2 separate regions of the Homo sapiens genome follow, and region 1 is linked to region 2. The links are chromatin loops, found by intact Hi-C in ENCODE. Cell type or tissue: PC-3. All regions are shown on one strand.

What was found. Peaks named below come from ENCODE experiments on the same cell type or tissue, not always from the same donor. Only the 100,000 strongest peaks of a DNase experiment are listed, where the experiment ranks them.
Region 1: it touches region 2 in a loop (3-fold over the local background); 4 of 110 quality-filtered maps call a loop at or near these places.

The regions. Positions count from the first base shown.
Region 1 is chr5:33,398,225-33,406,224 of GRCh38, forward strand. No RefSeq gene overlaps it. Among named protein-coding and RNA genes, the nearest start is that of TARS1-DT, 38 kb to the right of the region's middle. RefSeq lists a silencer at 3,219-3,513. In PC-3, no CTCF peak of the experiment used is centred here; a DNase peak (open chromatin) is centred at 3,447; H3K4me3 peaks cover 721 bases; H3K27ac peaks cover 2,237 bases.
Region 2 is chr5:33,295,251-33,303,250 of GRCh38, forward strand. LOC124900637 (a long non-coding RNA gene) reads right to left here and starts at 2,723. Exons shown (of 2, transcript XR_007058725.1): 1 at 2,482-2,723. RefSeq lists an enhancer at 4,419-4,944. In PC-3, CTCF peaks have their summits at 2,855 (motif pointing left), 4,878 and 5,082; DNase peaks (open chromatin) are centred at 4,541 and 4,841; H3K4me3 peaks cover 751 bases; H3K27ac peaks cover 1,634 bases.

The DNA of each region.
Region 1 (8,000 bases), 100 kb after region 2:
GAGAGTCAGGAGGTTGCCACTTCCTGCACCTTGTGAAAGGCAGCTCCAGTGGGCTCCATTTGCAATGTCAGCCCTACATTTACTATGACGTATGTTGTAAAATATGTAATAAGAAAGCCTCTGTCACTAAGGCTAAGAGGCAGATAGGTATGTATTTGTCTGTGTGTCTTTACTTGGGAAGGAAGCCTCAGAGATATGGCAAGGAAACAAAGAATTCATATACTCAAACTGCACTCTCTCTTAAATACATAAATAATATCTCACATATATAAATACCACTATTTTCAAAATGTATAGAGATATTGTGGGGATTATTAAAATGTAAATTAGTCTAAACACCTGGACTGAACTTAAAATAACCCTTTGCTGTTATGTATTTCTTCAGTCTGACACAGCTAATATCATGTAAGGCTCTGTGAGTGCTTTGTTGTTGAAAAAGAGTCTTCATCCTCTGGAATCTTGATAACCACTGCACCAAAGAAAATTCTTTCACTTGGAGTCTGATGAGTTATCACAATTCCAGGATATGAATACACACATTACAAAGAAGAAAACTGCTTTTCTGAAATTGTCAGTGTGGGGAGAATCTCCACGAGAAAGGGGAGGTGGATAGACCTTTCAGCCACAAATTTTCTAGTCAATAATTAATCTTCTCTTGGAAGAAGGTAAGTAAAGAATAATTGGAAAAAATATTAGATAATTTTCACTAATTAGTGGGAGACAGAGAAGTGAGAAGGGGTATGAACTCCACCATTATGGTAGGTTGATTGGATTAATGGCTCAATTTTTCACCTCTCCAAGCCCTTTGCCATGTAACCTTGTCATTCCCTCTTAACCTGGCCATGTGATTTGCTTTGTCCAAGAGAATATGAGCAGACATGATACTATAAGCATGGCTCTGCTTATTGCTCTTTCCCTCTGCCATGCCATAAGATGGACCTGCCTAGACTAGCAAGGATGGACAAGAACTGAAGAGAAGAAAAACTCCTAGTGATCCCAGTTGAGGTCATCCTCAATCAGTCAGTAACCAGTCAAACCCTAGGAGCAAGTCCAGCCAAGATCAGCAAAGCCACTGAGCCATCCCAGAGCTGGACACAAGAGGGGGACGGGCTGAGATAAACCAAGTCCAGATTACATTAGCTGAACCCCCACAAACTCATGCACAAAAACAAACATTCACTATTGTATGTCACTGATGTTTTGTAGCCATTTATTTTGCAGCATTATTATGGCAATAGATGACTGAAACTACCACTTACCAGTTCTGTGGCCCTCAAAAATAAAGTAGAGGTGATAATGGCACCTATTTCAAGTGTTGGCGTGAACATTAATTAAGATATTATGCATGAAGTTCTTAACACTGTGTGTGACACATAGCCTGCCCTCCAAAAGTATGTATGTGGGTAGCAGTATATGGATACCAAGAAAGTAAGAGTGGTAGTGTGTGTGTGTGTGTGTGTTTGTGTGTGTGTGTGTGTGAGAGAGAGAGAGAGAGAGAGAATGGAGATGGGGAAAGTGAAGGAATTATAGCTGCCTCACTATCCTGACCTCAGGGGGCATTACAGTTTTTTTTGGTTCAAAGAGCATAACAGCCAAGATCAAGTTTAAGCATTTAAATAAAACTACTGAAGATTCTCAGATCACAAAAGAAAAATAAAGTAATATGAAGCAAGATCATCTATTTTATGGAGTATCTTCAGTTATGTCATCTAAAATATCTCCTCCTATGGGGATGTCTCTTAATGTGCCTCCCTGCCTCCATACAGAAGTAGGGATATTTCCCACAATGTACAGTAGGGCCCTCAAATCTATCTCTAATTTTAGACTCACAAAGAGGCAGACTTAAAAGCAGCAGGTGTTCTCCTCCTGTCTAAGAAGTTTCTCCCAAAAATTAGGAGAATCAATGTGCTGTCAGAAGAATGATCCTTTCCAAAAGTGATATACTGAGAGACCCACATCCTTTAGAGGGACCCCTTACCTAGTCATAATGAAGTGGCCTTAACAAAAAAAAAAATCATGTCAGAACACACAACCCAATAGTATATACAGCTGAACAAGATGTACAGATAGGCACGGGGCATTGGAGAGATGAGGCAACAGATAAAAGAGAAAATAATGCTCATAAAGCCTTTGTCCATTATTTCTTCCACCTTTAACGCCCGGCTTCTTCTCTCACTACTATTTCCACTGTTCTATTTCTAACTTGTGCTTTAAGACCATCTTATATGAATTTCACTTCTCTGAAGCTTTCTCCAATCATCATCCTAGTTCAAACTTCTGTAGACATTTATGTGTAGAATAATCATAGATAAGAGAGAGAAAAATATAATCCAACAATCAGAATCCTAGTTATGCCACCCATCAGTAATGGAACCTTGGGCTAGTCATTTACTCTATCTGGGCCTCAGTTTTCTCCTCTGACAATGAAGATAGTATTAGTACCTACCTTGAACAATGATTAAACAGTCTATTAAAGTACTTGATACAGCCTGACATATGATAGGTGATACGGTTTGGCTCTGTGCCCCCACTCAAATCTCATCTCGAATTGTATTAATAATTCCCATGTGTCAGGGGAGGGACCAGGTGGGAGGTGATTGAATCAGGGGGGCAGTTTCCCTCATGCTGTTCTCATGAGAGTGAGTGAGTTCTCACAAAGGCTGATGATTTTAAAGTGTGGCACTTCCTCATTCTCACACGCACTCCCTCCTGTCACCTTGTGAAGAAGGTGCCTGCTTCCCTCTTGCCTTCTGCCATGATCGTAAGTTTCCTGAATCCTCCTAGCCATGCTTCCTGTTAAGCCTGCAGAACTGTGAGTCAATTAAACCTCTTTCCTTTATATTTACCCAGTCTCAGGTAGTATACTTTATAGCGGTGTGAGAATGGACTAATACATTAGGTGTTCAAGAAATATTAGTGATTATCATTATATTATTTTGTTATGTATTATTATCATTTATATATATATATATAACTGTTCACCTAAGGATTCTTAATTCACACTGAGAACCTCTTTTGTAGTTAGTTATTTACTCATCTTATATTTTCATTGGGATTTAAGTTCTTGAAGGTACATTGTTCCAAAATATCTTGTCTGTGGAAGTCAGAGAAATTTAAGGTATTCACAGCTTTAGTGTTAGTTGCTCTCTGGTCACAGAATTGCTAACCTCCCTAATAATGAAAGAACCCCTCTGAATGCAAGCCCAGCCATGCTGCTCTGCAGGGCTAGCTGAACCAGGCAGGACTCATGGTCTCTGTTTCCCTCAGCAATTAAGAAGGATCTAAATGAACATATCAATTCCCCAGCTTAGGAGATGGGGCCTAGGCAGGCCAGCCAGACAGACAACCTGGAGAGGAAGTATAGTTAAACAGGTGGTGACTAATATAACAAAACCTCCTTCCTGTAGCCTTAATAAAAACAGCAAACCCCAGACAGCCTGGATGCCTAGGTCCTGGGCAGCATTCAATTTAGGATGTTCTTTTCCCAGTGAGTCATAATTGCCCTGGTCCTGACACTTGTCACTAGAACAAGGCAAAATCGGTGTAATCACCAGAGCAATTGCTTCAGGAATACATTCTTTTAGTGATTTGGCTGGAGGAAGTTCAAAAATGCAAGTGATGGTTTTCAAATGTGGAGTGACCGGAGTTGCCTTAAGTACTGGGATTTCTAAATTTAAGGAAGAAAAGGGAGTAGAGAGGAGTTATAATTATCAACAAAAGGAAACCAAGTAATGAGAGACTCATCCCACTGTGGATAAAATCAGCTCTGATACTAACCATTGTTGGTCTGCATGAAAATATGAAAAAAATCATCAGATTCCCCAATCAAACAATTAATCATGGAGTTGGTCTGATAAAAAAACAAGAATTGGTGACCTATAAAACAATTGTCTAGGATAACACTCACCTTTTAAGATAAAGCCAGATGAAAAGATGACTAAGCAGGGGAATGAATCTTTGAGTGGTAGGATAGAGCTTAGAGCTCACGGCTGGTGATTTTATTTTCTTGCTGTTAATGTCATTACATTCCTTAAAGGTCCTATAGCCATCTGGATGAAATTAAAATGACAAACCAATATCATCGTCTTATTCCTGGACCACCAAATTTGTAGTTCCTGCTGCTAACGGTCCAATTTCCTTGTAGAGACCATCTAGTTAATTTCTTTGCTTTCTCTTGTTTTTTTTTTTTTTTTTTTTTGAGACAGAGTCTCGTTCTGTTGCCCAGGCTGGAGTGCAGTGGTGCGATCTCGGCTCACTGCAAGCTCTGCCTCCCAGGTTCATGCCACTCTCCTGCCTCAGCCCCCCAAGTAGCTGGGACTACAGGTGCCCGCCATCATGCCTGGCTAATTTTTTTTTTTGTATTTTTTTTAGTAGAGACGGGGCTTCACCGTGTTGGCCAGGATGGTCTCGATCTCCTGACCTTGTGATCCACCCGCCTCAGCCTCCCAAAGTGCTGGGATTGAAGGCATGAGCCACCGTGCCCAGCCTCTTTACTTTCTAAGAATTCCAAAATTATGTATCTTATACTAATTGGTTGACCACTATTCTAAAAAAAATAGGAGTAACTGCCTCTCCTCCCAAATACCAATGTCTTCCCAGAAGTGTGATTAGTACTTAAGAGAGGGAATAGGATAATAATTCATGTAAAACATTTATTATACTGTAATTAAAACCTAATAAATGCTAGCCATTGTTATTATACACGTATATGTTTCAGATATAATTACTTTATTAGCTTTATTACAGCTGATGTTCACACAAAAACAAGTATGCAAAACTTATCATATTGCATTATCTTTACAAAGTAAAACTAAACCTGACCCCAGGCTATCTCTGAACTAGAATGTTGCCTAATATATTGCAGGTGCTCCAAAAGAAGGTGCTAAATAAATAATTGAATGAATGATAGCTGGACAACAAGCACAAAGAAAGCTATAAATCCCAATCCTAGCAGAATTGAAAGCAGATGCTGTAGAGGCAGATTAGAGAAAACAAGAGAATCTCAAAGACTTGATAGTTTCTTTGAGACATTTGACAAAGTTAAGAATGGGATAAGGTGAATGCTAAAGAAAATAGAAAGGCAACTAGAGTTTCCTACACTCAGGGTGGGCAAATTATGACCTGCTGACTCAATCCAGCCGACTGCCTACTTTTGTAAATAAAGTTTTATTGGAGCACAGCCATGTTCATTCATTCATATATTGTCTCTGGCTGCTTTCACACCACAGTAGCAATGTTGAAAAGGAACTGCAACAGAGACCATATTGTCTACGAAACCTAAAATATTCACTATCTGACTATTATAGAAACATTCTGCCAAACCCTGTCCTATGTAAACAGAAGGCTGTACAAGAAATAAGCCATTATCATAACAGATTGCATGGATCTCTTGTGTAGCAAGGTAAACAATATTTACATTGCTATAATATAGACACTGTTTTCTAATTTTATATATTTAGAACCAGTTTATAGCTAAAACACAAAGTTCTTAATAATGATTAGGAAACAGGATACAAATACCAATACTATCAACCTTAAGAACATAAAAGTATAGATCTGAAAAGTTGGAAGCTGAAAGTGGGAGAGGAAAACTGTTAAGAAAGGACATGATTTTCCTCATTGTACAAAATGTGGAGTCAAGTGTAATTATCAATCAACATTTACAAGTGTAATCAATGAAATAATAAAAATGGTCATATGTTTGTATTAGGAATGGGTAAGGAGATCAAAGGCAATATTTATGAGCTAAAACCTAATATGGTAGGATGACAGTAGATAATGCCTAAAATATATAATTCATAATTTAGCAGTAAACACGAAGATAACCATCAGAAGAATAAGAAAGAAACAAACAAACAGGTTCAGTGCTATGGTTTGAATGTATGTGTCCTTCCAAATTTCTTATGTTGGAACCTAAGACTCAAAGTGATAGTATTAAAAGGTGGACCATAAAAACCGTAGAAGAAAATCTAGGCAATATCATTCAGGACATAGGCATAAGCAAAGACTTCGTGACAAAAATGCCAAAAGCAATTGCAACAAAAGCCAAAATTGACAAATGGGATCTAATTAAACTAAAGAGCTTCTGCACAGCAAAAGAAACTATCATCAGAGTGAACAGGCAACCTATAGAATGGGAGAAAATGTTTGCAATCTACCCATCTGACAAAGATCTAATATCCAGAATTCACAAGGAACTTAAACAAATTTACAAGGAAAAAAAAAAAAACCATTAAAAAGGGGGCAAAGGATAAGAACAGATACTTCTCAAAAGAAGACATTTATGTGGCCAAGAAACATATGAAAAAAAGCTCATTATCACTGATCATCAGAGAAATGCAAATCAAAACCACAATGAGACATCCCACACCAGTCAGAATGGCAATTATTAAAAAGTCAAGAAACAGTATGCTGGTGAGGCTGTGGAGAAATAGGAACACTTTTACACTGTTGGTGGGAGTGTAAATAAGTTCAACCATTGTGGAAGACAGTATGGAGATTCCTCAAGGATCTAGAACCAGAAATACCATTTGATGCAGCAATCCCATTACTGGGTACATACTCAAAAGAATATAAATCATTCTAATATAAAGACACATGTACACGTATGTTTATTGCAACACTATTTACAATACCAAAGACATAGAATCAACCCAAATGCCCATCAGTGATAGACGGGATAAAGAAAATGTGGGACATATACACCATGGAATACTATGCAGCCATAAAAAGGAATGAGATCATGTCCTTTGCAGGGACATGGATGAAGCTGGAAGCCATCATCTTCAGCAAACTAGCACAGGAACAGAAAACCAAACACTGCATGTTCTCACTCATAAGTGGGGGTTGAACAATGAGAACACATGGACACAGAGAGGGGAACAACACACACCAGGGCCTGGTGGGGGATGAGGAGTGAGGGGAGGGAATTTAGAGGATGGATAAATAGGTGCAGCAAACCACCATGGCACATGAATACCTATGTAACAAACCTGTACGTTCTGCACATGTATCCCATTTTTTTTAGAAGGAAGGAAGACAGACGAAAGTAAGAAAGAAAGAAAGAAAGAAAGAAAGAAAGAAAGAAAGAAAGAAAGAGAAAGAAAAAGAAAGAAACCTTTGGGAGGTGATTAGGTCATGAGGGCAGAGCACTTATGGATGGGATGATACCCTTGTCAAAGGACTTGAGGGAACTAGCTAGGCCCTTTTGTCTTCTGTCCCTTCTACTATCTGAGGACACAGTGTTTGTCCCTTCCAGAGGAAACAGTGTTTAAGGCACCATCTTGGAAGCAGAGAACAGGCCCTCACTGGACACTGAACCTGCCAGCACTTTGATCTTGGACTATCGAGCCTCCATAACTATGAGCAATAAACTTACAATGTGTATACATTACCCAGTCTAAGGTACTTCGTTATAGCAGCATGAATGGACTAAGACACTTGGTTAAAAGTATTAAAAATGGTGGCCTCAAGGGAAACACCTGGGAGAAGGACTGAAGATGGGGTGCAGCAGAAACTCCAGGTGAACCTGACTCCATTGGTCCATGGACCAATATTTGAGAACCACTGCTAGAGACAAGGCCAATTTTTTAGACATTTAGTTTTTTGAAGTTGTTTTCTGGTTCTTAGTGTGAACTAGGGTTATTGAAAGTGGGCAGCTCCATGTGACAGACAACAGAATGTAGCAAAAGGAATCATGGGTTCAAACCATGTTTCTACTCCCTTTCAGGCTAGGTGAAACCCCCTTAGGTGTCAGTTTTTCCATCTGTATAATAGGACTCAAAATTCTAGACTGTCTGTTACTCAGGAAAATTATCAAGGTGAAATGAGATAATTTTTACAAGAATGCTTTTTAAACTATGCAAAAATTATTTAAATTATAATTTGTTATTGTTATTCTTGATATGGTCAAAGGGGAGTCAATAAACCTGATAGCCACTCTGCTGCAAGAAGTCATTGCTGTTATTGTATTAGGTCCTCCTTTCCATTAAAGTTTTGAA
Region 2 (8,000 bases):
ATATAATAAAAAAGAACAAACTATTGATACATGCAATGCCCTGGATGAAACTCCGGAGAATTCGGCTGAGTGAAAAAAGCCAGTCCCTAAATGTTACATCATGCATTGTTCAATTTACATGTGTGTGTGTGTGTGTGTGTGTGTGTGTGTAAAACAAAATTATATAAATGGTCAACAGATTAGTGATTACCAGAAGTTAAGGTGGTGTTGGAGGCAGGCAGTAACTGGATATGGCTATTATAAATGAGAGATTGTTGTGATGATGGAAATGTTCTGTATCTTCACTGAATAAATGTCAGTATCCTGGCTGTGATCCTGAACTCTAGTTTTCCAAGATGTTACTATTGGAGAAAACTGAGTAAAGAGTACACAAGATCTCTCTGTATTATTTTCTATAGCTACATGTGGATCTATATTTATTTAATTTTTAATTTAATCTATATTAATTTAATTTTTTAAATCCACAAGGGTGAATAAACAAAAATAAATAAATTCTTCCTGAAGAGTTATTGTGGTCTTCTCATGTACGTTTCTTTCTGAGCCAGAATCAATTTCACCACGTGAAAAGTCCTGAGGTCCATATAATGACATATCAGCATACTTAGCTAGAGCAAGAATAGACAGTAACAAACAAACATAAAACATTGAACTAAATTCCAAACACCTCTTCAACCCTCCTTGAATTTAAGAATACTAACTTTGTAAACACAGATATTAGAAGTTCCACTGTGGAAAGTAGTTCAGGGCACTGCTTTGAGGGTCCTGAGCAAGATTCTCCTTGCTTATTTGCTATCAGAGTCTGTGTCTGACAATTCATCTCAGGCAACTTATACTCACCATTCCAACTCTTAATTCCAAGCCAGTTCTACTACTATTGAAGGAGGGTCCCAAAGGCATCAAGTGAATCCAATTCCCCACCCTCAAACTCAGCCACTGGGCATGGAAATATTTTAACCAGTTACCCATTCTCTAAAATTTTCAATAGCTTCCCACTTCCTATAGGAAAAGGTACAAACTTCTTAGTCCAGCACAAGAGGCTACTATCTAAACCCTACCCACTTCCATAACTGGTCTTTTATTTGTCCCCTAAAAGACCACTCACTTGAACCAGAATGTTTCTGTTCATCAAACCCAAACTTCTGTTCATCTTCCCACCTTCTTGTCTTCTTCTCATACTACTACTCCAGACTAGAGAGCTTCCCACTCCTCCTCTCTGGCTTCACTAAGTTCTACTTTTCTTTTAAAACTTGCCTCCATTCTGAAGCCTACCTTAAAGATGTCTCTTGCCATTAAATATTCTTTTCTTTCTGCCATCCCTCATTTCTCCACATAGCATTAGTTATTTTTATCATTTCTGTTTTTTTCTGCTCAAGTCCTATCTCCCTATTCAGATTGCAAGCCACTCAAAGAGCCTTTTATCTCTGTAAATCTCTGAAAACAGAAAAAAAAAGTTTATGTTGACGGCCAAGATTTTAATATTAGATCTGGCATAGAAGTAACTTGCTTCCCATCTGGACTTTAAATTCCTCAAATACAAATAAGGAAGATGAATTAGACGAGTAGTTTTTAACCAAGGATATGCATTGAACTTACCTGGGGCTACCTTTGAAAATATGTGACCCTGAAAAAGTGATTTTAACCATCTAAGCTTCCCTCTCTGCATTTATAAGAAGGAGACAATGGTAGCACTTACTTCATAGGACTGTTAATGAGGATTAAGTTAGTTAATACATATAAAGCAATTTTGCATAGCTCCTTGAACATATTAAGCTCCCAATACATTTTAGCTACTGCTAAATACAAATTGTTAAAACTTGATTCACTTGGATATACTTATCATTCTAGAACAGTGTTCCCAACTTACAGTTGGGAGAAGTGAAACAGGGCAGGAACCCCTCATAGGGGCCTGTGAGTACCACCCCAACAACTAGCATGAAAATAAAGGAAAATCTTGAGTTCCCTCAAGGGTAATTCCAGGCACCTAGCTATCCTTAAGAAGTAAATAAACAACTTGATAAGTGGGAAGGTAATAGTAGCTTAAAACAATAGCCAAGGAGTTAGAATCACCAGAATGTTTGGTTCCCTGTAGAAACTAAAGATAACATCTTAACATGTATACCTGAGTTGTTTTTCAGCAACCTGGACCCCCACCAAATGGATCTGCTGGCACTGAGACCTCAGATAAGGGGGAGCTGAGGATTGCACTCTGACCTTTCTTCTAAATTTCTTCCTGAGGGGCCTGGAGAAAGTCTCACCCACAAGCCAGAGCTAACATTCTTTACTACTGACTTTACAATTTTAAACAAAGTTTCTCTTCCTTAACCAATTGCAAATCAGAAAATATTTGAACCTACCTATGACCTGTGGGCCCCTCCACTTCAAGATGTCCTACCATTTTAGGTCAAACCAATGTATAGCCTCTATATATTGATTTATGACTTTACCTGTAACTTCTGCCTTCCTGCCTTTAAAAACCCTTACCTGTAAGTGTAACGTTCTTGTATCGTTTCCACCCTGAGAGCACACCAACAGACAACACGAGGCGGTGTGGAGCAACATGCTGTTTTAATGACGGCCTGGGTGCAGGCGGGCCCCAAGTGACGACTGGGCAAAGTTTTATAGTCTCCTGTAAACAGTAAGTGTCACAGTCCGATGTAACTGCTACGTTGTACCCGGATGGCCTTTTTCTGGATCTTCGTGTCTTCCGGCCAGGGTAGGTGTCTTCCCCCGGCTCTCTTCCTGCTTCTGCTATCGCGCACCCTGCTGGCGCACCCTGCTGGCGCACCCTGCTGGCGCACCCTGCTGGCGCACCCTGCTGGCGCACCCTGCTGGCGCACCCTGCTGGCGCACCCTGCTGGCGCAAGTTGCGCCTTGGGACTGGGCCTGAAAAGGGAGGAGTTATTCATCTTAAGCTTTCAGGCCCGGGGAGAATCTTACAGTAAGCCCTCTGGGAGTTTGAGTCTTAAGCATGAACTGCCTGATTCTCCTTGCTTGGCACTCTGCAAATAAACACTTTCCTTTCTCCTGCTGCAAACCTCAGTGTGGATATCTGGTCTTCCTGCGCTGGGTGAACAGCGGTTTGATACCAAAAGCTCCAGAGAAACTGCAACTAAATTCTTAGATGCATCTAGTACTATCTGTTAACTAAATGAATAATATAGTTTGCTCACAAAAGTATTCCTATTTAAAAAATATATATATATGTGTGTTTTGTGACTAATAAAATACCAAGTCAGGTACAGTGTTACTGAATTCATAGTTGCTTTTTGTCACTATGTGTTTTCATTGTCAACATACACTATAAATATAACTATTATCATGCAACATTCCTTCAGTTTATTTTCTCCATCTTATAATTTTCAGACAGACTAGGAAACACTACCCCCAAAATATCAAATTACTATCAGCATAATTTCCTAATAAACCTGTTCACCATGCTCATCTCAGAGTTCTGGGTAAAGTGATTTCTAGTTGCAACACAGTACATATGGACTTAAAAAGTTTGTAAATAAAACCATAAAAGAAAAAATATAAACTAATGATTATTTTTTAGTGAAAGGAATAGACTTGATGAATGTAAAGGAAAAAATATGACTATGCTACCCAGTAAAATGCCAATAGTCTTTCAAGCAGGTTTCTAAAATCCTAGCAACTCCCTGGAATTCACAATTCAGTAACCCAATATTTGAAGAAAGAAAAAACAAGAAAATGAACAACATGCTAGCATATCACTCCTTCCATAATTGTTGCTCATGCACACCAGAGCATGGATGAAGCTGAATGCACAACTTTTATGTTTAAATTGATAAAGGTAAAACTAAAGAGGGAAAGGGCTAATTAAGCATGTTCTTCAGCATCTTGCAAACTGAAAAAAAAAAATTACAAATAAGAAGTAAATTTTGAAAAATGAAAACTAACTTCTTTGGCAGAGAAATAATTAAATATTGAGCTGTTCCTAAAGGATTATTTTAGAAAACTCCAAATTTTTACTCTTAATTTTTACTCTCAATTCTCACATAATTTTTCGGTACAATATTGTAAGACACGCAAAATATTACTTAAACGTGTTTATAAGAAATAGAAAACTTTCATCGCAGAGGGTTTGATCACATGATTCCCCAGTTGCCCAAATCATCCTTTCTTTGAAGCGCATTGGTGATAAGGGAGATAAAAATAGTTTAAAATTCCACCCTGCTTATGGGATTTTTTTTAATATTAAGCGATCCCTCAAATTCCCATTTAGCTGTAACCCCCAAGGCAGTCTATTTAAGTTAAAAACACACACATACACAAAAAACAGGCAGAAGCAGTCAAGTGGAAAAACAAGAAATAAGAGTATTGAGACTAGTATATACTATTTTTTTAGCAAATCACTTCAACTCTCTGGGTCTCATGTACCTAGTTGTAAAATGCAGAAGTAGGATTGCTAAAAATCTATGATTCTACAGTCAACAAAGCATAGGAGGTCTCTTTCCTTGTAGCTAGAGATGTGGTAAGGACAGAGTCTCCCTAACCGCAACACTGCCCAGCTCACATAATTTCACTCCCTCAGGCTAAGCCTGTCAGCATGTCTTCTGGGGAACAAAGAGAGAACTCTGATGAAATTAGGGCAACTAATACCCAAGGGACAATTACAATACAGTGATTATCTTCTACAATTACTGGCTTTTAGTTTTCTCAAAGACTTCAGGTTTATCTATGCTGAATCTCCTTTGGAGAGATCCATGATGTCTCGAAGCAACATAGCTAAATTCCTTTTCATCTAAAAGTCATAGCTTTTGACAGATGCTATCATGGAAGGAAAGAAAGCACATTCTGTACCAGCTGCAATTACAGTTGAAGCATTAAAAAAGAAATGTTAGAGGTGGTGGTGCCATCTAGCTGCTGTAACGGTGAGACGTAACCTATTTTTATAAACTCCTGTAGGAAAGCACATATTCTGATCGTTTTCTATAGGCAATGAAAGGCATAATCTTTCTTTCTGTGTAATATCTCCTTGTAGAAAAGTAAACAGAGGCTCAGAGAGGTCAGTCAGCTAGTCAGCTAGTCAGTAGTAGAACCAGGATCAGAGCCTGGTTCTTTTGATTCCTCTTTCCACTTCCTCACCACTAATGAAAGACAGGTCCCTAATCTTCAAAGCAAGTTCTGCTTTCACATCGCCTCTCCACACAGCAAATAAATCACTACATTACAGAAGTATTCTCCCCTTCTTCCACGTGAAGGAAAATGATTTACTAGTCACCCTCTGAAAACCTATTTCTAAGAAGATCCCCTAAAAAGGAGTCAAAGGTATCTGAAAACTTCCAAAATTAGTAACTAGACAGTTTTGTTTTCCACTTGGAAATCCCTATAACCAGGTTCCAAAACCACCACAAAGCTTGGCCCTGTCATACCAGTATTGAAGATTTCCTCCCTGCTAACACGTAGGAGGACTGACTACACTAAAGCAGAAACATAATCTTTCTCTTTTTCTTCTAGTCACACTTGTATTGCTGTTCCCCAACAAAGGCATTGTCAGAAATGGAAGAAAACGGATTCAATGTCACTAGCCCCTGAGGCCCTCTCCCCAACCTTGCGCCCACAAAGAAACCACTCTCCTTGAACAGAGCAGCACTTCTAAGAAAGTTCCCCAATAAATATATACCTGCATTCATACACGCATATCACCACCACTTTGCTTGAAACCCAGGATATTTTTTTAGTTACAAAAGTAATTTTTTTGTGACTTTTTTGTAATAGTTTAATGAATATAGAAGAGTTTAAAGAAAAAAACAGTTTCTAGCTTCCCTACTCAATCCCATTTTCTTGACAAAATCACCATTAATAATTTGGTGTATAGATTCTTTATATTTTTTATGTTTTATGTTTGTGTAAATATATGTAAAGTATACATATTTATACTGTTTTCTTTCTTCTTCTTCTTTTTTTTTTTTTTTTTTTTTGAGATGGAATCTTGGGTCTGTTTCCCAGGCTGGAATACAGTGGCATGGTCTCAGCTCACTGCAACCTCTGCCTCCTGGGTTCAAGTCATTCTCCTGCCTCCGCCTCCAGAGTAGCTGGAACTATAGGTCCACGCCACCATCCCCAGCTAATTTTTATATTTTTGTAGAGATGAGGTTTCACCATGTTGGCCAGGCTGGTCTCAAACTCCTGACATCAAGTGATCCACCCACCTTGGCCTCCCAAAGCCCTGGGATTACAGGCATGAGCCACTGCGCCCAGCCTATAGAGGTTGTTTGTTTGTTTGTTTGTTTTCCGTGAAATTAGACTAAGCATTTTACTCCAAAATTTGCTTTTTATTCCGTTTATCTTTCTGGATATCCTTCCATGTTGATATGTATAGCCTTAACTCATATGGTTTAATAGCCAAATATGGCCAGGCACGGTGGCTTGCCCTTGTAATCCCAACACTTTGGGAGGCCAACGCGGGAAGATTGCTTGAGCCTAGGAGTTTGCAACCTGCCTGGGCAACATGGGGAGAACCCGTCTCTATAAAAAAAAGAAAATTTAATTATCTGAGCATAGTGGCATGTGCCTGTGGTCCCAGCTGCTGGGGAGGCTGAGGTGGGCTTGAGCCCAGGAGGTTGAAGCTACAGTGAGCCTTATTCATGCCACTGCACTTCAGTCTGGGCAACAGAGTGAGATCCTGTCTCAAAAATAAACAAAAAAATAGCCAAATATAGTCCACAATGGAGCTATGCAATACTTTTTAACCATAATGTACAGAATGGACATTCAAGTTGTTTCTAGTTTATTTTTTCTTTCTTTTTTTTAAATCATGAAGGACATTGTTATAAACATTCCCATATACGTCCATTCTTGTTTTCTGGAGTTCTTATTTCTATAAGATAGAGTCATAAAAAGTGGCATTCCAGTTATTAATTGTTAGATAACAAACCACACCAAAAAAAGCTTATGAATTTAAAATTGGGGCAATGCTTAGCACAACAACTCATGCAGCTTTGGCTGGGGTAGCTCAAATGCGGATAGAGGATTCATTTCCAAGAGCAACCACAAGTTGTTGCTGGCTATTGGTGGGAGCTGTTAACAAAGGACTTCAATTCCTTTCCACCTAGGCCTCTCCATGGACTGCTTAGGCTTCCTCACAGCATGGCAGCTGGTTCTAGAAGCAAATGTTCAAGAGAGAGAAAATGGAAACTGCTAATCTCCTAAGGCCTGGTCCTGGAAACTGGCAGTGTCCTTTCAACCATATTTTATTGGTCAGTCAGTCATAGAGCCCACCTAGATTCAAGAGGATTGGACATAAACCTATCCATAGGAGGAGTAGCAAATTCATATGCAGCCAACTTTAATCTATAAGTAAGATTGCTGAGTAAAATTATCGTGCACATTTTTAGTATGAATAAATATCGCCAGATCCTTTTCCAAAAAGGGTTAATTTATACATTCAGCAAATATTTGAGGGATATTAATTGTTTGGCAATGTTCCAGATATAGAATAGAGCAATGATCAAAACAAACAAAAACTTTTGCTCTGATATAGCTTAAATTTAGAGTTTGTAGATAGATAATCAATCAATCAATCATATGTCAGGTGGTGATAAATGCCATGAGAGAAACAGAGCAGAGAGGGGATGAGGGAGTATCTGGGAGGAGAGGGTGAAATTTTAAATAGAATAGGTAGGGAAGGTTTCACTTTCAATGTAACAAAAAAAAAGTAAGTGCAAGCCCTGAAGGGGTGCATGCTTGAGATGTTGAAAGCAAGGTGACAGGAGGAGAGTGAGCATGGGAGAGCAAGATTGAGAGGTAAAAACGTGTGGGCCAGATTGTGTTGGGGTAATTCATCCTCCCATAACCCTGTCTACTAGTGATATATCCTACACGCATATATTTATTGGACATCTGTATATTCTCTTCTGTGAATTACCCTCAGGATAAAGTAAAATAATAAGACATATGCCCTCAAGGTGAACCCTTTATTGGAAACTAATGAAATGGTTTGTATGAGGATGCCGAAAGAAAAAGATTCAATGCAGGCT